Regions from separate parts of the Mus musculus genome. Here region 1 is linked to region 2. A link is a loop called in an ENCODE intact Hi-C map of the cell type or tissue named here. Cell type or tissue: left cerebral cortex. All regions are shown on one strand. Each heading gives the region's core, and the rest is flanking DNA. Links, peaks and the distances in the headings are about the cores only.

Region 1 (11,695 bases), core at 2,066-10,065, 190 kb after region 2:
CTTCTGTGCCAGGTTCCTTTCATGACTGTGAATTCTATCTATAGACAATACAGTTGGGCCCCTGAACAAAACGAGTTGTAGGGTATGGGATGAAAAAAATTTCAAAGCTAGAAATAATGGGTCTCAAATTCTCTGACACACTTGGTTAGAGGCAAGCTGCCTTGATTCTTGTGGTATCTCTGCCTACTCTGCTTACCCTAGGACAGCCCAGCCTGCACACACCCACCTGTTCCCGTGCCGAAGTCTTCAGTCTGCTCTGACTTCTCCCTAGAAGTCGAGGTCACTGGCAAAGATAACAAGCTCATCACAACAAGACAACCAGCAAACACGTGTCTAAACCCACTCACCAAAGACCAGCATGCCAGCCAATAGCTATTAGGAGAGAAGATAAAGTGGAGATTCAGGGCAGGTCCTGGCTATAAGCTTGGATATAGAAGCTCAGAAGTACAGTTTCCACATCAAGGACCTGGGGGCAGAGGAATGTCGAGCAAGGGAAAGAGGTGATGGCGAAGCCTTTGGAGTCAATGTCTGGGGGTCAGCTGCTCACACATCATATGGCTTTGACATATGGAGGACCAGAACACAGAAATGTTTATCCTCCCCATCATCCTGACATCAGTAAGTGAGGTAAGCACTTGACCCTGAGGGACATTGTCCTCAACACCCTGACAGAGCCAGGCACCAGGGCACTGGGACTGGCCCTCCAGTGTCCATCGCAGCTCCCTACCTTCCTCTTCACTGGTTCAGAGCTTCCCTAGACTTGTTAATGACAGATGGGGTCATTCCAGGAGATGCTGGGATGTGGAGACGCCTAATAGCTATGCCCACAAATGTCCTCACTGTGGACCAGCAGAATGCAGGACAGTAACTCAGCATTAGGCCATCTCTCCAGTACTGAGGGGGAGCCTGGGACCTTAGGCATACTTGACAATCATTCTACCACTGAGGTGTTTCTCCAGTATCTTTCAATTTTTAATTTTAAGATACTAAGTTGCTTGACATAATCAGACCAAGGAGGACTGGGAATCCCTCCAGCATGCGACCCAAGACCACAGAAACATACTGCCATATCTGCCAGTCAAGTCTGGGGAGTCAGTCCTTCAGGGAACCTCCAGGCTTAGAGCATCACTGGTAAGCAAGCTGTCTACAGACTAGAACATTCAAGATCTGCTGTTTCCAACATGGAGACCATAGTGCCACATGACTACCAAACACTTGAAAAGGGGCCAATGTATGTGGAGAAATGCAATTGTCATTTTAACTGTGTTTTGTGTGTGTGTTCAAGATGTCACCTGCAACCAGTGGCTAGAGTGACAGTCAGGCCAGAAAATGTCCATCCGATCAAAGGAGGGAGGTGGGGCTGTGAGATGTCCATCAAATCAAAGTGGGAAGGCAGGGCTGTGTGGTCAAGAAGACAGAAAGGGAGCTGTGCTCTGACATATTTGCATCCAGTATGCTCAGTTCTAACCAGCCATGGCCAATACCTAAAACACTGCTCATGGCCACTGGCTTCTATGTGTGAGCCAGGGAACAGGAACTCCAGAAGTATCCAATCACATTCTGTGTGGACACCCCACACTTCCACAATTAGTAGAAAACACTGCAAGTTTTCAGACTCTGTTTTCATAAAGCATGTAGTTTTTATTTTTAATAACCCTGAAAAACTGACAAGGTAATTACTGCGTAGTTCTACTGCTAATTAAAACATGTAGTCGCTCTGCAAGGGGCCAGAGGGAGATTCCCAGAACTCAGGACTCCAGAGGAAGAGAACACTCGAGGAATACAAATAGAAAGAGCTGTGATCCCTGTTAGCTATACTGTCCTTTGCTCCTCGATACCCCCAGGCAGAGGACCCCATTGAGGGTCAGAGACGAAGGAGTGCCCAGAACCAATGGGCACATCACAGACTCGCTCTTCTGTAGAGTACATGAGAGAAAGAAAGAGAAGGAGACAAAAAAGCTTGAGGCAGTCTCCAGGGTGGGAACGGAGGCAGGGCCCAGAGTGGGAGGTCACAGGGCAAGTGAAAGTTTCCAGGAGGCCAGAGGCAGCTGGATACAGAGCTGTGGGAGAAGGTGTTAAGACCGACTGTCCCATGATGAAACTGTGATAAAGAGAACATTCTAACCAGCTGGAGCTTCTGCCCAGCTATAGGAGGAATGGACCATGGAGGAAGCAGGCACCTCGTCCAGAGTCTACAGGGCTGTGCCTCTCCATCAGTCTGCAACAAGGCAAAGGTGACCCACTTCCGTAGAAGATAGATAGCTGTAAGTTCCTCCTGGATCATTCCCACCTGGCCTATGCCAAACCTCATCAGTTGATAAAGGATAAAGGTCAGGGGGTCACTCCATACCCTAAAATCACAGGATGGCCCTGCCACACAGAGAGACCCTGACCACCACAGACAAGATCACTGAGTGGAGAAGACTTGGTTGGAGGTACTGCCTCATTATACAAATGGTCCCTCCATGTTAAAGCCTGAATGAAGGTCCATCTGAGGCTACGCGAAAACACTCCAAAAGGCATTACAAGTGGCTGTGGGCTGGTCTGTGGTCCTGGCATCTGGAGCCCAAGGAGATGAGCTTCAAGTGGGCAAAGGGGAGACCGAGAGTAGCACAAGGACACACCTGGAAGAACGAACAAGGCGGGAGAACGCTGGAGATGGAAATATAAAGACAGCATGGGGTGCAGGGGGTGACCAGAAACCTGACAGCTCAAGGAGAAAGAGCTGGATTCCCTGGGGACTCTGAGATCCTTGGAAGGAGAGACGCTTGTAGGAACACTCCATGGCTTGTTGCAAGTTTCATTCTGGAAGAAAACCTCACCCCGGATTAGGTACAAAGTACAATTTACAAAAAGAACCCTGCAAATTGCAGAAGGAGCCATGACTGGAGCTGAGACATTGACACACAGGGACAACCAACTTGGGGGAAGTAACTTGAGCCCTGCAAGCCGGTCCACGGCACAGAGGGGGATGCTGAGAAACTGTACAAGAGGAAGCCACAAGAACACGCTCAGTGCAACTGAGGAATTGCAAGTTATCACAGATCCCATTTGTCACCCTTCGTGCTAAGAAACACAAACTCATGACCTGGGGTATTGGCAAGATTTGGGGCAGAAGGTAGTGTCACCGTCTGCAACAGCTCCCGTAAGAAGTGTGAAACAGTATATACTGAGCAGAAAGGGCAATGTCATCACCGTAACAAGTGTGGACTCCTATGGCTCGGAGATCCCATGAGCTGGCATCCGGCTATCATAAGAGCACTAATCAGACTTTGCTCAGGACACCAGCACCATGTTATCCACCATGGGTAAACACGGGACACAACACAACTCCTCACAGCTAAACTAGAAAGCACATTCCTCAGACTATCGCTGCATGACTGCTTACAGAGAGGAGGCGGCTGGGAAATGCTGTCCTCTGAGTACAACAGGTATTATCTCTGTCCCATCTACTGGGACTATCTGCAAAAGACCCCTGAGGTCAGGTGCATTGACTGCAAAGATTCTCTTACAGAGGAGGGGCTAGAGGGCTAATGAACTCCGACCTGAGATCCCAGCCCCTCCTCTCCTCCTCTCCCTGTTAGTTGTATATAATTCTGTCCTACGTCCTTAATGAAATGTGACCTTGTAGCCTTGGGAAGTGCTACAGTATATGAGACCATGGAGGGGTAAAGAACTCCATTCATCCACCCTGGACGGTTGGCCATGCAGTTGTTATCCATGCTGGGGTTAGATCCTCTGGTAGTGGAGCTGTTTTGAAGTTGCCGACATTCCCGTAAGTAGCCACTCATCTATGTTCTGTAAGGAAACCCAATAAACTCTCAGGTTTTTCCATATTAGATTTTGATAGAATTGTGTCTAGATCAGTCATTGGTTTTCTAGAGGGAAGGACTAGCCATTCAGTTACATCTCCTCAGGGCGAGAGTTCTCTAAACAGACATAGACACAGTGGTATGGTAAGCTCCCCATAGCCAAGGCAATTAGATCACACAGTGAAGACTTGCCCACATGCCACACCCCTGTGGCTGTTTTCCACCCATCTGGTCCTGTATCAGGAAGGGAAGAGCAAATATCAGAGTGGGGGACTACAAGGTAGTACTGATGGGGAGAACGAGGGGCCAAAGCAGCCTGAGCTTGGTTTTCCAAGAACGTTTTTGAGATTTGACTAAGAGAATGTCGTTAAATTCAAAATGCCTTGAGGAAGGGTAAAAGCAATTTAGGACTGTTTTATAAAAACAAAGACTCTAGATGGAGGTAGGCCATTCTTCTATGTACCTGAATCTGGCCATTGTGCCGCTACTGGCTGGGTTCAGCATTCAGGAGTGCCCAGCTAGAGCAGCAGGTAGCCAGAGGGAAGGGAACCTGCATGGAGGGTCAAATGAAGGGCTGTGACAAGAACTGACTAGAACATCAGACTCTCTGGAAGCCCTGGCACATCCCAGGCAGTCAGGTGGTACATCACATTTAGCTTGTCTCCCACAACCTTCCACATATGCAAGCACCTTCCACACCCCACCCTTACTGTTTCAGGTTTGTGGATGTCTCTCAACCTGAAGATTTTCTCTTTGGCCAGAACTCCACTGCTGAACACAATCCACAGATGCTCAATACCTGGCCCTACAGTTCATAGAGTTTTAGACTTTTCACTCCCCCATAGCTGCTCGCTTGGCTCCATTCTAACCATTCTAACCTGTCGACGGCTCCAGCACATGTCCTCCCATGCTAGATTTCATCCTGGGCGTCGGAGCCCTCCTCCCTGCTCCCTCGTGGACAGATAGCAGCCCACCTGCCAAACCTGTTACTGCCTCCCACGGATGCATCAGCTCATGGACAGCCAAAGAGCTAAATCCACCATCATTTCAAGTTTGCCTCTTTTTACTGCCAAAGAGACAAAGGAGTGGAAGTAGTTGTCTGGTAAGGGACCATTCACCTTCCACAGTATCTCTGAGAGCTAGGAAAGCTATCTGCCATGGGTGTTACACAGGACTAAGGGAAGACTTCATTAATGACTTAAGGGTCTGCTTGCTGCAGCCTGCCCTGGAAACTATGGAAATCAACTTGCCCTCCTAGAGTCAGGGACTCCCTCTCCTGGCACATTGAGGTGAGCAGATGTGACTGACTCTGCCAAAGTCCTAACAAAGACATCTTATAAGACTCGGTGGGTTTATGGCTTAAAATTTCCATAACAGGTCCTGGTACCCACAGAGCTACTTTATTTTTGTTTATTTATTTATGTTGGTTATTGCATTTTATTTACATTTCAAATGTTGTTGCCTTCCTGGTTTCCCCTCCACAAAACCTCTCATCCCATCCCCACTGCCCTTTACCTCTATGAGGGTACTCCCCTATCCACTCCCCCCCCAATTCCCACCTCACTACTCTAGCATCCCCCTACACTGGGGCCTCCACAGGACCAAGGAGCCATGGCTCCCTCCATATGTACTCTGTAGTTGGTGGTTTAGTTCCTGGGAGCTCGTGGGGGTCCAGTTAGTTGATATTGCTGTTCTTCCTGTGAGATTGCAATCCCCTTCAGCTCCTTCCGTCCTCCCCCTCACTCTTCCACTTTGGGTCCCTCAGAGCTACTTTTTAAAAGGGGGTTTTCTGGGCAGTATAGCTCTTATGGAATCTCTCCCTACAAAGGCAGTCTTTGCTGGCCCCTGGGATTTAATGCCATTATTTAACAATCATTTAACACCATTCAGCCCCCATTCATGAGTCCTTGGATTTAAAGAGAAGTGTACAAAGGAAGGCAAGGCAAGGTGTTATCAAACAGCAACTAAGAGGGATTGCACCTCATGAAGACACAGAACTGAGCCCCTCCACTTGACACACACACCAGCTCTGATTTTTTTTTTTTTTTTGAAAGATCCATTTCAGAAGCTCTGACTTCTCCCCAGAAGTGAAAATTGCCTTCTGGTGGAGAAAGGTTTTAATGATCACTTTGCTTCCTGCGTCTCCATGGTGACAGAGCACACAGCCCACCCCCTCCTGCTTCATTAGGCCTTTCTTGGTCCCAAGGAAAGTCATCAATCAAGCCACATAGATGCCTCTGTGACCTGTTTATCACCTAAACAATCCACATTGCCTTGAATGTGGAAGAGTGGACACAGAGCAGAAAGAAACCCCGGCAATGCCCGTTGGCCTCACACCCTTCATTTCCCCACAGCAGCTCTGTCCAGCACACCTGTCCCGGGAGGCGGGCGCGCCCAGGTGCGCCAGACCTGGCTGGAGTCCTGGTGCCCATTGACAGCCTTGGGCACGGTGGCTGCAGGAGTGTACTGCTGCCCTGATCCTTCGGGTGGGGACCCTGTACAGGACCATAGAAGGGCCTGGACAGAGGGCAGAGTAGGCACCAGCCCTGGGCGGAGGTGACACGAAGACCCTTCCACTGGTCAGTCAGCTGCCCACCATGGCACTCCCTACTGGGGGTTCAAAGACCAGCAGCCAGCCAACAGAGCACACTGCAGAATACCTAGCTCTACCAGCAAAGCGGTTCCTCTCTGGACAAAGGGCTCCGAGGCAGCCCTGTTTGCTGGGGACAGGAATCACGGGCCCTCGTGGCACCTGAATCGGATCGCTGTCCCCCCCAGTAAAGGCGGGGGCGGGGGGAGCTGTGGCGCGTGGGGACATGGTCCCCATGCCACCTGCCTCGTGTCTCCCCCACCCCGCCTGGCCGCCCCCGCCGGGCCCAGTACCTGGGTTCTCCCCGGCGTCCGTGGAGGTGGCTGAGGAGTCGCTGAGGAAGCTGGGGTCACTCTGCGAGCGGCCCCGCGACACAAGGCAGCTGCTGCCGTCCTCGGATGCGGCCATGGGAAAGGCGACGCAGGGGCAAGTTGGAGGGAGATGCGGAATCAGAGCATCCTAGGCGGCCAAGGTCACCGGCGAGGGGGCTGGAGAGGGCGTCTTTTTTAAAAGGAAAAGCAAAAGGGACCAGGAAAGAAAAAGAACGGAGGAGGACGCCAGGCTGGCTTCAGGGTGGGGAGACAAAAGCCTTGCAGGCTGCAGCCAGGCGCATCCCGGCTTGCGCGGCCTCGCTTTGTTATTTATTCGTATTTATTCCCATTCTTCTGCTTATATTCCAGGGGAAAAAAAAAAGTTGAACCAGGAAATAAAAACTTTTTCTTGTCAGTGTTTATGGCGTGCTTGGGGCTGGGGGAGATGTCCAGGAATGTCTGGGGGTGCTCCCTCCCCCCACCCCACCCCCCACCCCCCCGAAAAAAAGGGAAAAAGGAGAATCTTTGCTCTTGCAATTGCTTTAATCTGAAAGCTGTTCTTGGAGCATCTGTTGGAAAACATTAGGATTCTCCCATCATGCCATGGGAGGAGCATGACGTCACGAAGCTGGGAGTGAGAATGAGTGGTGATGGGGAGGGGTCTCAAATACCTGGACTGTCAGAGGCCGGGGAGACATATGGACTGGATCGTAGGTTATGATCCGCCCACCACCATACCTGGGGCTCTAGGACAGAAAGCAGCCACATGCCCTCTCCCCCCTCCCCAGTCTTTCCTCCCACCCCGCCCTCCACCAACAGGAAAGGAGGAGCCCTGAGGCGAGGGCGGTGCCTCCCTTGAAGGCACTCTCCAGGCAGATCCTGGCGGCTGGTTTTCCTGGCCCTCCTCTTGGAGATGGTTATGACATGGTCTTCCCTATGCTCACCTATCCACAACGAAAAGGGGGCAGCATCAAGTGCCTGGTCAGGACCTGTGGGGCACTACTCTCTTCCCCTCTATCCATTCCTTAGCCCATAGGCATAGGTGCCTGTCAGGGAGTTTCACCTTTAAGGAAACTGAGGGGACCAAGGACTAGAGGGAACAGCAAGGAAGTTCCCTCCCCCTTGCCTAAGGAAGCCTTTCTCCCTTTCCTAGGAGGAGCTTGGAGGTGAGCTGGCAACTCCTCTCCCCTGCAGTGGGAAAAACTAGGAAAGGAAAGTCTTATAAGGGTCGGGGACCTTGCTGTGTCACCTCGCTGGGTTGGAAGATGCCCAGGGGATACTGCAAGAAATAGGAAAAGTGCTTAGACTTCACTCTTGGGCAGATGATGGCTCAAGTTCCAAAATAAAGTTCTAAAATTCAAAGCAGCATAGAAAACCCACTCTTTCTGATCACTGGGCACACACTAGGCAGGAGAGCCTTAAATTGTAGACTAGGTCATTCTCAGACCCTGGCTGGCACACACATTGTAAGGATGTGGCTTCCTGGTTGGTGTGCAGATCCCTGTCCAAGAAGTTCCCGGCCTCAGTAATCTGGAGTGGGAGCTCAATCTCCTCTTCTTTCCCTCCCTCCCTCCCTCCCTCCCTCCCTCCCTCCCTCCCTCCCTCCCTCCCTCCCTCCCTCCCTCCTTTCCATAAACTCTCTGGAATAAATGAACTAGATGCACCTCAAGACTGAGCAGGAGACCACCCTTCATGGTGGTCCAAAAACACAAGCAAACCAGCCATCTGTCAACTGATTAGTGTCATATGGTGGCTCCCACCTGTAATCCCCACATTCCAGAGGCTGACTGGGGTGGAATTCATGACTTTGGAGCCACCCCAGCTAGGGGCTAGACAGTGAAAACCTATCTCCAAGAAAAAGAGTGAGATGTAAGCATCGTGGCAGGCCAGGAGACACACGCACGAGAGAAGACAGCATGAGATGTTCTCTCTCTTCTGACCCCATTGCAAAGAGGCATTGAAGGATAAAAGTGAGGCTTTGTGGGTGCCCAGGACAGGGCAGTGAGCAGAACAGGAAGGAGATTATAGCCAAATGGGTGCACGGTTTCCTTGAGGTAACCCCAGATACTCAGGATAATCTAAAATTGGCCTGTGGGAACAGTTTCCTGACTCTACATTCACTAAAAATCCACAGACGTCTACATGCTACAGGGGTGAGCTTTGTAGTACGCCAGTTATTTTAGAAAAGTTTTCTTTTTTCCTTTAAAATGTGCATGGAGGTGTTAGGCTGATGTTGGGTCTGAAGAGCACTTGGATTTCCCCTCTCACCTGCTGAGGCTCTCACCTGGCAGCCTACCTGTCCCCCCTTCAGAATCAAGTGAACAACGGTATCCTGGGTTAGAAAACCTAAAGCTGTTTCTCCCCAACTTAGAGTAACCCTGAGGACCAATGTGGCTGCCCCAGGGCATCTGGAAACACACACACACACACACACACACACACACACACACACACACACACACACTGACACACAGTATGTGAACCCAGAAGAGATAAGGAAAAGCCCACAGGAGGACCAGTTCACTCCCACATTGTCCGAGCAGGCTACATTCTTACAGAGAGTGCTGATTCATAGATGTGTCTGCCAGTCTATCAAAGATTTCCTGAGCACCGTCTGTGTGGCTACACCTGCGATTTCCCAGAGAAGCATAGTAAACAAATGGGGCCTGGCGTTGGTTTGGTAGTACTCTATGGATAACTCACAGACAAGCCATGAGGCTGAGAGGGAGGCCTCCCTGGAGGAGGGGTGGGCCTGGTGAGAAGAAATGATGTTCAGGGAACAAAGGCATGAGAAAGCAGCCAATCAGGACCATGGGAGGTATCTCCAGGTAAAGGGAAGATCCGGGACAAAGCTCATTGGAAGGATAACACAGATTTCTACCATTCCTGCAAAGAGGCAGGGCCCAGCCTGGTGTCCTGTACCCTCCTGGCAGGGCCCAGCTTGGTGTTCCGTGAGCCCCATCACCCCTTGTCTTCTTTGGAGTTTGCCTCTTGTTCAAGAATGGAGCAAAGCAACCAGAGGCAGAGGTGTATCTCCAAAGGACCTTTTGGCTGCTGTTGAGGAGGCACAGGCTGATGGGATGGGGGTGGGGGATCATGGAGGTGGAATAAGAAGATGTCAAATTTGTGGGGTAGAAGCTGAGGCTGGGCTGGGGGAGTCAGAGTCAGTGGGCAGGCGAGCTGCAGATAGAAGAGGTGTGGATGAGAGACGGAAGCCAGCTTTGATGGTTTGATGATGCTACACTGGTAGGGGGGCCAAGGGAACCTCGAGTCTAACAGTGACAGGTGAGCTGGAGGTCCAGAGAAGGGGGGACCAAGTATCACAGGGGTGTTCTCCATCAAGCTTGGTGGTAGGAAGGCACAACCCACAGCAAGACAGACCTGTTCTGCTCCAACGTTCTCAAGCCTGAGGGACCCTCTCAAGGCCTGCATTTCTACAACTGTAAACTGAACACAGCCTCTGCTGGCCAGTAGAGTGACTCAAGGTCCAATGGTGGGTGCTAACCCAGTGCTGGGTCACATGACCTACTCTGTGCAGACAGCTTCTGCAGGCTGGCCTGTCCCCCTTGGAGAACATACACAGCCAGGCTGTAAGCTGTAGGGTGCATGACATTGTGAGTGAATATGTGCTGTTGACAAGGACACGGCCATGTTAAAGACCACAGAGTCTCAAACCCACAGAGGAAGACAAGGCCTTCCTTCCCCTGGGGCGAGGCACAGATGTATGTCGGGCTCTCCTCTTGTGCAATTGTGGATGGTGACAGTGTGTGCAGAAAATGTCCACCGTAGCTTTCACCACACCCTGGTGCTCCCAGATTAGCAGCCCACCTCCTTGATCCAACCTCATAGATCCTGCCTCCTTCTCCAGAGACACATAGTAACCCTGTCTCTATGGCCAACTTTATACAGTAAACAGGCCATGTGTCTCGGGTGCTGCGGTAGACGAGAACCCAGACCTCCAGATCCCAGGCCTCTGTCTGTCTGTCTTTGTCTTGTCTTCATTTCCCCTCTGTCTCAGTCGGGTCCATCTTTAGAACCATGCTGGATGCTGCAGTGAGCTGTGGTCCCTCACAGGCTTGTTACCAGGCAGGGACATGGATGGTCACTGGGATCTGCATCTCTTTCACACGAGTGCCTATCAGCTCCTTGTTCCCTTGAGCTAAGTATCTGGACACCCTACAGAGATAATAATGCAAGCCATTCCTTCAGAGTGGGGGAGTAGTGTCTGTCACTAGCTACACAGGGCACACTACCTACAGTAGTGTCACCAGCTACACAGGGCACACTAGCTACAGTAGTGTCAGTAACTACACAGGGATTTCTGTCAAGTTTGCCTGTTGGTGCCTGTCATTCAGGCACTAGCATCCAGTGAGCAGTGCTATTAGCCAGACAAGAAAAGGAATACATATGGGAGTGTCTGGCCACACAGGCCCTGACCTGGAAGTGAGGATTCCAGCTCCATGTGATATCAGAGGCCATCCTAGTTCCAGTCCCATTTAGTGCAAAAGACAGCACGTTGATACACATCAGGACCCCACCAATGTCTCTTCACCTTTACTGTTTTTGAAAACACAGAACTAGCAAACTTCAGATACTTAAAAAGAACTTCTCAATCGATGTCTTTGGCTGAATCTCAAGGGCCAGCTTAAGAGGCACAAAGGTCAATATACCCAGAACTTGGAAATTTCAGCATTGAGTCAAGTTCGTCAGCTGGATGAGCAAGCAGCCAGCTCTGCCCTCTGCTGGCCATGAGGAGAAACTGCACCCAACGCTTGCCTGACAGCTTTGAACTTGGTTCTCTTTTTCCTATAGCTCTCCACCTTGTGTTCCCTGCTGGTGAGACTACCCAAGGTAGTGTCCAGAGCAAAATCTTCTGGCTGGGGAAATTATTCAGTGGGTTCCACCTTGAGGACAGGAAGTTCTGATTCCCAGCTCCCCACATGTTGGGCAATCTGTATTCTCAGCACAAAGGAGGGAGAGAT
Region 2 (11,695 bases), core at 1,818-9,817:
TCTTATGGCTGGACCCATCATGCAGTTCATGCAACAGAAAGCTCACCTTGTCAAGTGCTTGCTGGATGCGTGTACCTCCATTTCGTTACTTTTATATTCATTTAATTCTTTACGAATTGCTGCCTGAGATTTAAAAAGGATAGGTTTTCAAGTTAAATTATCACCTTTGTATATTGTCAACCATTAATATGTGCTGACACTGCGGTCAAAAATCAGAAAGGAATTACACTGTTGTGTTGTAGTGGGACAGACAACCCTTCCTGCACTAGTAGGTGAGCCTAACACAGACTTGCGAACGAGTTTATAGTAAGATCAGTGCTTTGATTCTCTTACTGTTGTGCTATCAGAAAACCCATGTCATTGGAACTTCTGAGCATTCAGTTCAGTTTTGTACTATGGCAGAAGTAGACTGAGAATCTTTTTAGAGCCTCTAGTCTTGCCTTTTTTTAGCTTCTCTAAACATTCTATCATGCCTGTCTGTCATAAGAGCCCTTCAAAGCCCAAGAGGGAATATATATTGGAAGTGTAGAAAACCTTCTATATTCAGATAACACTAGCTGCTAAAGATATTCTTTCCCTTTGATCATCTGAGCATGTCCAACTCTATTATAACAGCATTTCTCTAGTTTGATGCATAGGCTTAGAAATGCAAATGGTGTCTGGCATATCCAATGGGTGGATATGGCAGAGTGCATGACCATCCATGGTCAAATCATCTAGAAGGACATAAGCCCAGTTATTATAAGAACAAATAACTAAGTGATTGTATAAATTTTCTCTTCCAAGAAAAATATTCTAAAAGCCTCCTTCACACTCCTGGGCTTAGGTCCTCCTAGATGATCGCATTTGACCATGGATGTTCACTTACCCCTTGTGCTTGGGTCATGTGATTCTTTTTTATACCATCTGTACCAAATTTTGCAGTTCACACATCTATGGTATTTGGAAATTGACATTTCTTAGGGGGATCCTCATGCACTCCACCATGCCCAACCATTGGATATCCCAAACACCATTTGCATTGACAACCCCAAATGTCTTATTATACTGCCAAATGTCTTTCAGACCAGAACTGTCTCCTAGCTCAACTTAATCCTAAATTATCTTCATGGAAACAGCAGTGTAGGGCATAATTTACCTAGTGGTTCACACTGTCTAAGCCCAGCCTGTTCATACGATGTGATTCCTCGACCTGCACAAAAGCAGTGTACCTTATCTGCTGCTGACAGTCTTGTCCAGGGCTTGTCTGCCCTCCTGTCATAGTCCTGTGCTCTTGCTACTTCCACATAATCACTGAAACGGATCAGAATTTTTCTGTCTCTCAATTCATCAACAGTGGGTCTCTGGTTAAGCTAAAATAAAAGAGGATTATAGTTAGATATCATATGCCGCCATTGTTTTCTTATAGTAAGCAGTATATAATAATCTATAAACAACTGTATTTGTGAGTTACCGTGAATATTTTCTAATGTAATTTCAGAATGCATCAAATAATCCTCACATAATCTCTTTCTTCCAACGCCCACCTGTCCTGGCAGAGCACATGGTCACGGAGTGGTTGATGGAGTTGCTGACTAAATTACGTGTGTTCAGCAGTCTGTTATGCTAACCTCCACTCTCAGGAAGAGCTGGAAGGCTGTTGTGTTAGCTCCAAGCTCAACAAAGCATGAGCCTCTGCTGAGAGTCAGCCAGACGGTGGAAATGCTCAGGAGGAAAGGTAGGCTTAGGAGCCTGGAGTTACTTCCTAGGCTAGCCATTGTAAGTCTAAAGATGCGGAATGGAGACCAACAGACTGCTATTCCACAGAAGCAAGCAACAGCAACCTGTAGTCTGTAATCAAGGAACAAGATACGTTGAAGGCAACTAAGAATGACAAGTCTGAAAGGCATGTGTTTCTTAGTGTTAGAAAATGCTCAGTTGCCGTCTGGGGAGGGATTGTAAGTGCTACGTGGGTTTCACTGCCTCCCCAATGGATTGCTATTAGGGCCTCATTCCCTTAGGATATATATACAAAAGGCACTGCTCTTAGAGCAACTGACCCCATGTTGTCTGGAAAAGCCCACAAAGTCACAGTATGCTTTACACTACCACTTCCAAACTGCTGCAGAAGCTTTCTCTAGCCCACATCTATTTACAAAATAAACTGCTTTGATTATAATCCTGTGCAGACTAGTTTTGTCAGTTTGACATAAGTTACAGTCACCTGGGAAGAGGGAATGCCAATTGAGGAATTTCCTCTATCTGATTGACCTGTGACTTATGTCTGTGTGGACATTATCTTGATGATTGATTGGAGAGGGTCCAGCTCACTGTAGGTGGTACCACCCCTGGGCATCTATCCCTGGGTTGTATACAACAATCTGAGCAAGCCATAAAGCAGCATTTCTTCATGGTCTCTGCGTTAGTTCCCCACTCAGTTCCCCGCACGGATGTACTAGGACTTGGAAGTACAAGCAAATGAACCCTTTCCTCCCCGCATTTCTTTGTGTTATTGTGTTTAACACAGCAACAGACAGCAAACTAGAACAGTACCTTTCTTGTTAATCTTTGCTTGATTTCTCTCCTTTCTTCCTGCTCTGTCTGATCATTCCTTTCTGTGAAAGAGAAATAGAAGCAAGTTAAGCATTTCTTGTTACGGATGGACGCAAGTACTGGCTTTCCTAGGGCCCCTTACAGATGACACCATTTGACATATCAGTTTATGTGTTTGCAGTTGCTTTCCCAAAACCTCCTCAGAACTTGCTGGCCTAAGCTGTCACACATGACCATCCTTTTCAGGCTAATTCGTCTCTGCCTTATACAGAAGAAGTATATTTTTGCTACTGTTTGCTTCTGTGGAATAGCTGTCTATTGGTCTCCATGCCACTTGACTATCTTCTCTGTATACTTATATCTAGGAAAACATGGAACATATAGTTTCCATAGCACGACAATCACGCCAGTGTTCAGCACTGAGTGGTACTGTCATCACAGTTGGTTTTCTATCTTTCTGTTTTACAAGTGTGTAAAATGGAACTTTTAGACAACTACCTCAAAACATGAACTTCTAATGATGGGCAACATAATATCAAATATGGACATTCCTACAACCCAGGTGCTTTTCCATTGTGGAAGCATGCATAGACATGACTACCTTCTAAGGGGCCAACAACCCTCAGAATTGACTTTGCCTCATAGGTTGTGTTCATACTGTACTTGGCCACTAAAAGTAGGCCAGCATGTTGAAATATTGTAGTAATGTAAGCCTGGCCCAGGGTTTCAGAGAGAAAAAAGAATGTAGTTCTATTTCTGGCATTCTAGGTGCTAAATAAAGCCTTAGGTTGTCAGCTTTAACAGAACTTCTGCCTAAGAAATAGATCGCACCCAACAGCATACAGAACAGCAGCATGTTTGGGGAAGGGAAATTCTGCAACCTACACCTAATACAATTTTACATTCTATGGTTTTATTTAAATGGTATGTTTCAAACACTACTGTGTTGGGGGAACTGTCTATGTGGGTGTTTAATACATCTGAGTATGCTTTCCAATAGTCTTTTTATTTTAAAAGCTAGTAGACTAGGGGATTTTAGAGAAAAACACAATCACATCATATGCTTGTTTTTTCAGACATATGTGGTAATAAAAAATGCATCGTTGTAAGTTATGGTGACAAAATAGTGAAACAACCAGGAAACCCTGAAAATGTCATCAGGCCAGCCCTGAGAGGCTGAGGCTATGGCATGGAAGTAGTTCTGATTCCTTACAAAGGTCCTGGACAAACCCCACATGTAGTCTCCTTGTAAAAAGACCAAGGAGAAAGCAGGATTCCCCCCACCCACCCCACCCCTTTGTGAAAATGCCATTACCATGGTATATTAAAAAAACAAACAAACAAAAAAGAAAAAAAAACAAAAAACAAAACAAAAACAAAAACAAAAAAAAACAGTTTGGGGAAATTAGTCCAGCACCTTGGATAGCTCCATGTGCAGCTTCCATAGGTATCTAGGAAAGTGTGTTTGCTTCTGATGTGGTGACTAAGAACTTGGCAGCCAGTAGAGGCAGGCCAATGTTCATGTGTTAAAGATGTCACATTTCCTCAGGGCCTTAGCTGCTTCAATAGTAAAATGGGGATGAGAGCACGACTCTCAGATTTGTGGTAAACATTAAGGAACACACACAGAGAGACTGAACCCAGTCATCATATTCAATTAGACCATAAATACATAGAATTCTGAGTGTGTGTCAGATGCACTGACATTTCATAAGTCTCCTTCATTCAGCATTCAGTCACAAGCGCAGATACACGTATTACGCTGCTCTGTGCTGTTCCATATGTGGTAGCCATATCCTTGCCACAGAAGAAAACTGAACCATACAAGTCAAGCAATGGGCTTCTCAGATCCTCCCACTCCAAACAGCTAACAAGGCTTCTGAGCTAAGGCTAAATCTGGCTGGCTGACAAAGACACTGTGTTTATGATGCGTTGCCATGGCCATCACAAGGAAAATCCACTTTCCTCAGCATGCTAAAGGCTAGTGCAGTCAGTTCCAGCTACTTGCTAGCTCTCCTCACACTCACCAGGCAGTCTATTTTTAGGACTCCACCGTTTATTTTAGATAGTAACACAATTAGAAGCATAGGTAGGGGAACCTGGCTGCCCTCGTGAAAGAAAAGACACTGCTGTGGAGGGGAGGAGTGGGACCAGGCTAGTCTGAGCCATGGGACTTTCTTCTTCCTGTGCCAATAGCACACCTGCCTGGAGTACACCCTAAATCTGGAACATCCCCTGTTGAAGCATAGACCATAGTTTTGAATAGTATCAAAGGCATAAGTTTGAATTTTACATTAGGAGCTTTATATTTTAATATGGCTTGAGGCTGCTGACTTGAACAAGTGTCAAATCAGCCACAGTCTATGCAACAGAACAGAATAGCACCACCACGTGAGCTTAAAGAAAGAATTCTTTGCGCGTGTATGTTCTTTCTGTCTTTGTTCATTTCCAAGCTTATTCTCTGTTTAGTTATCAAGACTCTAATGCATGTACAGTAAGTCCAGTGGCCTCCAAATGTAGGCTTTCTATATATATATATATATATAGAGAGAGAGAGATATTTCCCCAGTAGTCTACACAAGAGGGGGTAGGTAGTTTTAAGGCTAAGGATAGTATTAAGGCTAAGACAGAGAAGAATGGGTTTGCTTGCATGTTCAAATCAAGATTCTCTGGCCTCTCTGATAGAACCAGGTCAGTCTTGGTGCTGTTACAACTTTTAAAAAGATGATCACAAACAAAGAACACTCAGGCAAGTAGAGTGTGCAACACACAGCGAGGGACAAGCTTAAGAGTCACACCACTGAACTGATCCAAGGATGACCAACACATTTTGCGGAAAAAGACTTTAAAAACTAGTCCTAGTAGACAGGCACTACTCAGGGCTCGTCTGAGGGTTGGCTACCTTCCATCATCCAAGACCATGAAACTTCCATACAGTGGACATTATTGCTGGACATCTGGGCTCAGTACACTCCAGATTCACGCCTAATTGGGGAAACAAGGCCAGAGGTACAGAGGGTGCTGGAATCCAAAGTTCTGAGCCACGGAAGTTTCCCTGCTCCAGTGAGCCAGCTGTTTATTTCTCCTAGGTGGAACAAGTGACTGGGTCTGAAATTTCTAATGTCCTTAGGAATCCCACTGCAAACTCCCTAGGAGCTCTGCTTAGCACCCAACATGCACAGGGCTAATGATTCATTTCCCTTGGGTCAACAGGTCCAGCTAATCTGAAGATAAGAGTGTCTTTAATTATGCTAGGAAGAGAGCTATTTTTATTTCATTTTAGAAGGAGCTTTCTGAATACAATCACTTTAAGGTTTTTCTTTCAGAATCTCTTAGCTGTTCAGATTAAAGGAACCTGCAGAGCTGGGCTGGGCTGTGAGAGCTCAGATTCCTGCAGCAGCCTTAGCACACGTGAGGGAAACCTCTAGAGGAATCTCCTGCTACTCACGTTTCAGGATATTTCTTCTCTCCAGTTCCTCCACGGCGGGTCTCTGGCTCAGCCTTCTGCGGAAAAACACTAAGATTATGTTTTGCACCATGGTGGCCGCCTGAAAGTTCTGCCCAGGTCTGTGCAGTGAGAGGTGTCTGGCATACACCCCTGAAGTTCAAGATCACCTTCTTCCAAAGGGTAGAAAAGAGTGGACCACTAGAGCCTCTTGCTGGCAAAATCAAGTCAGACTTCCCCGTGGGCGGGAAAGCCAGTCCACGGAGCCACCGCTGAGGAAGTCCTTGCTGCACTCCACATCACCACCTGCTCCCTGCCTGGTGTGTACACTTCACCCAGCCACATGCGTGCTGAAGCAGTGCAGAGATTCATTCAGGAGAGTCTTTCCCTGCCCACTAGCTTAGGAAGAAGCAGGCAGCACCACTGCTGGGGTTCAGGCTTCTGGTTGCAGCCATGCCCCCAGATCCTTGCTTCCAGGCATCAGCTCCATCCTCCATCCTCAGGACCAGGAAATCAGCCCAAGAATACAGCCAGTTGCCTGCCAGGCTGAGAGGAGCCTCCTCTGCCCTGCCCCACCCAGGGGGAGTGTCCAGGGCCAGCTGAGGAGCCTTGCCTGTCTTCAGTGAGCACACAGCTCTAACACCAATGACAGTTGGGGATCTCCCAGCTAACAGGGAAGGGAGCCGCCCACGCATGCGCGCCAGCGAGCGCCTCCCGCCTGCCTTCCTCCTCCCTCCTCCCCTCTCTGCCTCCAGCAGCTCCAACGAGAGTGCCAGTGTTCTGTGTGAAGACAAATTACTATTTCCTTTTCAGATGGTCTCTGGCTCAGGGAATTGGAGGACGCAGCCCCCCCCCTCCCCAAATAAAACATCAAAACTCCACAAAACATAAACAAAGGGCTTGTCAGGAGAGGGAGGCATAATTAGACAAAACCAATGCCAAGCTCCAATTATTTCTATCTAAAATAATGGCCTTGGGTTGCAGCCAGAAGCCTTCCTACTTCCGGATCCTCAGCCACCACAGAGAAACATCAGGGCTGAGGCACTGAATACTCAGAGTCAGGGGCTATAACATTTTGCCCCTGTAAAAGTGCTGTCTCCAGAAATCGTGTCTATTTATAACCCCTGTCCCAGCACAAAGCTTGGGGCGTGGTGTGTCTGCTCCACACCTCCCTCTGCACTGGAGCACAAGTTTGCTTTGGCCTCCCCAGAACCTTGTCTGCCAGCTCTTCCAGGATGGGGGTGGCCTCCACCCTACTTCTAATGTTCCCTGAGATTTGAACCTGGACCCTGACAACTTCTGGCTGGCAGCCAGAATCAAGCATTTCCCCATCTATCCTAGGTAATATCTGCCAAATGTGGCCCTTGCTCCCTACTGCTATGGCCCTAAACCCTCTCAAATGACCATGGACTACCAGCTATGCATCATATACTGTTCTAAGCCCTGTGAACACATTGCTGAGCCTGGAAGGTTTGGGAGAGCTCACCATCCAAAAGAAAAGGAAGGTGAACAAGAAACAAAAATCACCAGCAATTTCATAGTGGCCTGGACGTAGAATAAATGAATCAAGGAATAAGAGACCAGGCAAGGCAGGGGAACCTGGGGAAAGTGCAGTTGCACTGAGACCCTGGTGACAAAGGGGTCAGCCATAGGAGATTACACTCTTGATAGAATCTCTCCTAACTTCTCATTTGCTGGGCTTGAAGACCAAGGGAAGAAAGAGAGACAACATGACAATCTGCTGGAGTTAAGCCCACAGGTCTTGGAGGGCATGCTATGTGAGCAGACTATCTTGTGCCAAGTGTGGTTCTGGGCTGGGAGATGATGACATGGATGGAGATGATGACATGGAGATGACATGGAGATGATGGCATGGAATAAGGTGTTCTCCCCCGAGTCCGCTCAAGAAGCACCACGCAGACAGGGATTATCCAGGCAGGTTATGGCATAATAGGCAATATGGCAGAACAGAAGGCGACGGGCTTTGGAAGACGGAGGACAAACCCTGGTGATCAGAGCTTGGGACACGACATTTCCTGGCTAAGTATGCGTAGGCAGGGCACTTGGCTCTTCTGAGTCCTACGTCTCACACACAACGAGGACTAAACAGATCTTCAAAGAGTTGTAGAGACTGAGTCGATGTAGAATGGCTCTTCATAACATTTGCTTGGAATTCAGAAATCTCTCAAGAATTCACACCACCTCAAGGATGGCCATACCCAAGGGCTGTAAGGTCAGGATGACTGGCCAAGGGTTGTAAGGTCAGGATGGTTGTGGGCAAGGCTTTAAGGTCCTTGTGAATCAGGATTCAGGTTGTCAATGCATACCTTCCCTGACATTTATAAGTAAATATTTTCTTCAGAAAAACAATCCTAGCAGGACTTTGTTCCCTAATACCTGATTACACGCGTTGATTGTGTGAAGTGTTCACCTGTGTCAGGTACTTCTTCCTAGCCCCAAATGGCATTCTTCAAGTCTACAACCCAGCAGAAGACAGAGACCGGAGGGACTTAATACACTGGCCTGGGCCTGGAAAAGTCAAACTGCTCAGACTCTCCTCTCTTTACTTGTGTCCAGGACCCCACCGATGACTATGGTCAGCTACACCAGGGCAGCTGAATTGCCACAAAGCCCCTTGGCTGGCTATTCTAAGAATCTCACAGGACCAAGCACATCTGGCTCTGGTAAGTTACTGGCCCATCTGCCAAGCCAGGCCTGGGAGGCCAGACTCTTCTTCCCACAGTATTGTACCCATAGATAACTTGTGGAAAAGCTCACCTCTAAGATAGAAGCATTTTTTTTAACTAGCATGTACTGCCCAGGCCAGGTATAAAACCCTGGAAAGAAAACGTTCTTAGAGGCTTTGACCAACTGAGCTTTAGTTTGGGGAACAAAGCCTGGCACCCGAGTTAATGAGGTCTCACCCCTGCCCCCCCCCCAAACCACGCATCTGAGACCCTGTGAGACTGGAACAGCATGGGAGCCTGACATCCAAATACCTGGTCTCAACCCAGGCCACAAGAGCCCCGGGAACAAAAATTAGAACTCACAGCTGGATCCAAAGCAGGGAGAGCTAGAACCATAGCAGATGGGGCAGCAGCTGCAGGAGAGACAAGAAGCCTGATCTTCAGGACAGATGGGCAGGCTGAGGCTAGAGAGAGAGGTTCCCACAGTGGAAAGTGATGCCTTGGCTGTGATGCAGTGGCCACTCAGACCACGAGGACATTTTGTGGGTAGCACCACAGCCTTGGGAAGGAAGGCGCTGAAGGAGCTCATTACTCATGGTCCTAGAACTCCATGACAGTGGGCCTGTCACACCTTGTTGCCAGTGAGCTCAGACAGGCAGGTGTTGGTGAAGGATGGAAAGAATGTTGCCGGGTCTTCTCTCATTCCCCGGACTAGCATCCAGGCTGGACAGTGCTATCACTTTGGTGCCATCATCTTATGGACAAGGAGCCAGGAAACAGCAAGAAATTGCTCTAGCGGAAGAACTCTGGAAGCCAAGGAGGCCAGGAGCACTGAGAGGTGCAGAGAAGGCCCAGGGGCATCACTGCCCAGTAGGATGCATAGCTCTTGGCTCTCATTGCTGCTGCCCTGCCCTGCCCATGGTTTGGTGACAGTGACTTACCACCTGGAGCTGACTCCCTACAGTGAGGCTTGATGGGGTAGCTAAGTACAGCACCATGGGGCTGAAAGGCCCCAAGGAAAGAAATATTGCAACACAGTAGCATCCAGTCCTACACAGAGGAGAGAGTGTTGGAAGGCCGGAGGAACAGAACAGGCTAGGACGGTACTTCACCCAGTGCCGGCAAGCATCACAGATTCCAGGCATCCACGAATCCCTGTTGGATCGAGTGCAGGGGAGCTGATAGGGAAGTGACGCCCTCAGTGGATTTCTGTGGCTGTCAACCTGAAAGTCACTTATAGCTCGCACTGTGACTCCAAGAATGGGCAGTCAGGGCACAGGGAGGCAGAGAGAAATGGTAGGTTGGAGTATAGAGATTGAGGTAGCCAGCAGCGATGCCCAGGTAAGTACTGAGGGTAAAGAGGAGCCTCCTCATTCCTGTCTGTGGAAGGCTGGCAAGCTTCTGCTATGCTAGGCCAGTACCCAGAGTCAGCACACTAACTTCTGAAAACCAGACTCAGCTCTACCCTGGCCACTGGCTACCAGGGTTCATGTTCTCCCCATCCTGGGCCTGTACTGTGTGATCCCCTGCCTCAGCAATGTACAGGGCTAAGAGGATTAGCATAGACCAAATGTAGGTAGACATCAGCATTGTGGCTATTGTCCCCCACAGCGTAGAGCCTGGGTCTCCACTCTGCTGGCAGCCCCACTGTGGGCCTGAACCCATAGGAAGAGCTGTTACATAGGGAAGGTTCCCTCCTTTAGACATACTCTTTTTCAGATACTTCCACTTCTGCCTCAGACACGCTTTCCTCCTTCACATATGCCCTCCTCCCTAAGGTACTCAGATAGTTCTCAGTCCTCCCTCCTCCCTCCTCCCGCACAGATCCACAGCCTGCTCCAGCACACTTCTCTCCTTTAACACACACACATAGACACAGACATAAACACACAGACACAGAGACACACAAACCAGTGCCATTTCCACGACTGCAGGGCAGAAGGCACATGTGGCGTTCATGCTGGTGTCCTTTACCCATGCCTGCCCCACCCTAGCTCCCAAGCACCCAGGCACTGGCTTGTCTGCTTACTCTCAGATACCTGGAGTCCAGTTTCTGCCTTTCTGCTAACCTTCAGCCTTGGACCATACAGTGCATCTGCCAAGAGCCACTGTCCTCTCACATGTCCTTTCTACTATCCTGTGAGTTCCCTAGAGATGCAAACTTGAGGTGACTCCTGACTTTGTCCTGGCTCCAGTTGGCAAAGGCATCCAGCAAGAATGGGCCATTTCTGTGCTCAGTTCTGCAGCCTGGAAGCAAGGGCCCCAGCCTGTTTGCACATAATGGCTGTGGTCACTGAGTTGTGCAGGACTCAATGTATATAAGCTCCTCTGACCCTGCTTAAGGGTTCCACTTGTCAGGTGATCACCCAGACTAAGCCAGAGAGAAATGCTATCACAGGCTTCTCCAGACGGCCTGACCAGGGGGGCCCTGTTCACGTTTAGTGGGATGCTGGGACTCAAAGCTATGACCATGGCTGTCCCGGAAGAAGGTCTTGATGTGGGTCAGACCAGGCTTAACTACAAAGGGGACGGAAAGTTGAGGTAGAGTAGGTCAATGCGGGGAGCTGCCAAAGAAGTACAGTCTAGCTGCCACTTCTGGTCCCACAGCACATGCTCTTTCAGACTGACACCTCAGAGCTCCTGTGAGGACGACACTGGGAACACCACCACAGAACGCTCTAGAGATCATTGTGTTTAGTTAATTAGGCAGACACAGAAAGACAGATACCTTGATTTCACTCATACGTGCAAACCACATCTGAGCTCGCAGAACCAGAGTGTAGACTAGAGTGACTGCTGCCTTGGGACAAAGCCACGGCCACCGTGAAGGAACAAACACTGGTATCTGGTCCCTCGGGATGAGAACAGTGGACAGGAGCATCTGTATAGATCATGTGAGACTCCAAATTCCAGGAAAGGTGATTCTGGACGTTCTCGTCACGTGCTCATGCACACCTACGACATCTCAATGTATCACACTCTCAAAAGCTGTTGTCTGCCCACGAAGACCATCCCAAGACATACAGATCGC

The links. Peaks named below come from ENCODE experiments on the same cell type or tissue, not always from the same donor. Only the 100,000 strongest peaks of a DNase experiment are listed, where the experiment ranks them.
Region 1: it touches region 2 in a loop (2.0-fold over the local background); 10 of 42 quality-filtered maps call a loop at or near these places.

Annotation. Positions count from the first base shown.
Region 1 is chr2:178,137,500-178,149,194 of GRCm38, reverse strand. Phactr3 (phosphatase and actin regulator 3) reads right to left here and starts at 7,262. Exons shown (of 13, transcript NM_028806.2): 1 at 6,696-7,262. The coding sequence starts at 6,810. In left cerebral cortex, for the core only: CTCF peaks have their summits at 5,102 (motif pointing left) and 6,368; DNase peaks (open chromatin) are centred at 6,153, 6,681, 7,351, 7,555 and 3 more places; H3K4me3 peaks cover 4,003 bases; H3K27ac peaks cover 3,963 bases.
Region 2 is chr2:178,322,479-178,334,173 of GRCm38, reverse strand. It overlaps Phactr3 (phosphatase and actin regulator 3), which reads right to left. Exons shown (of 13, transcript NM_028806.2): 9 at 5,981-6,036; 10 at 2,533-2,594; 11 at 1,212-1,352; 12 at 47-123. Among named protein-coding and RNA genes, the nearest start is that of Sycp2, 79 kb to the left of the region's middle. In left cerebral cortex, for the core only: no CTCF peak of the experiment used is centred there; DNase peaks (open chromatin) are centred at 4,426, 6,324 and 6,650; H3K27ac peaks cover 189 bases.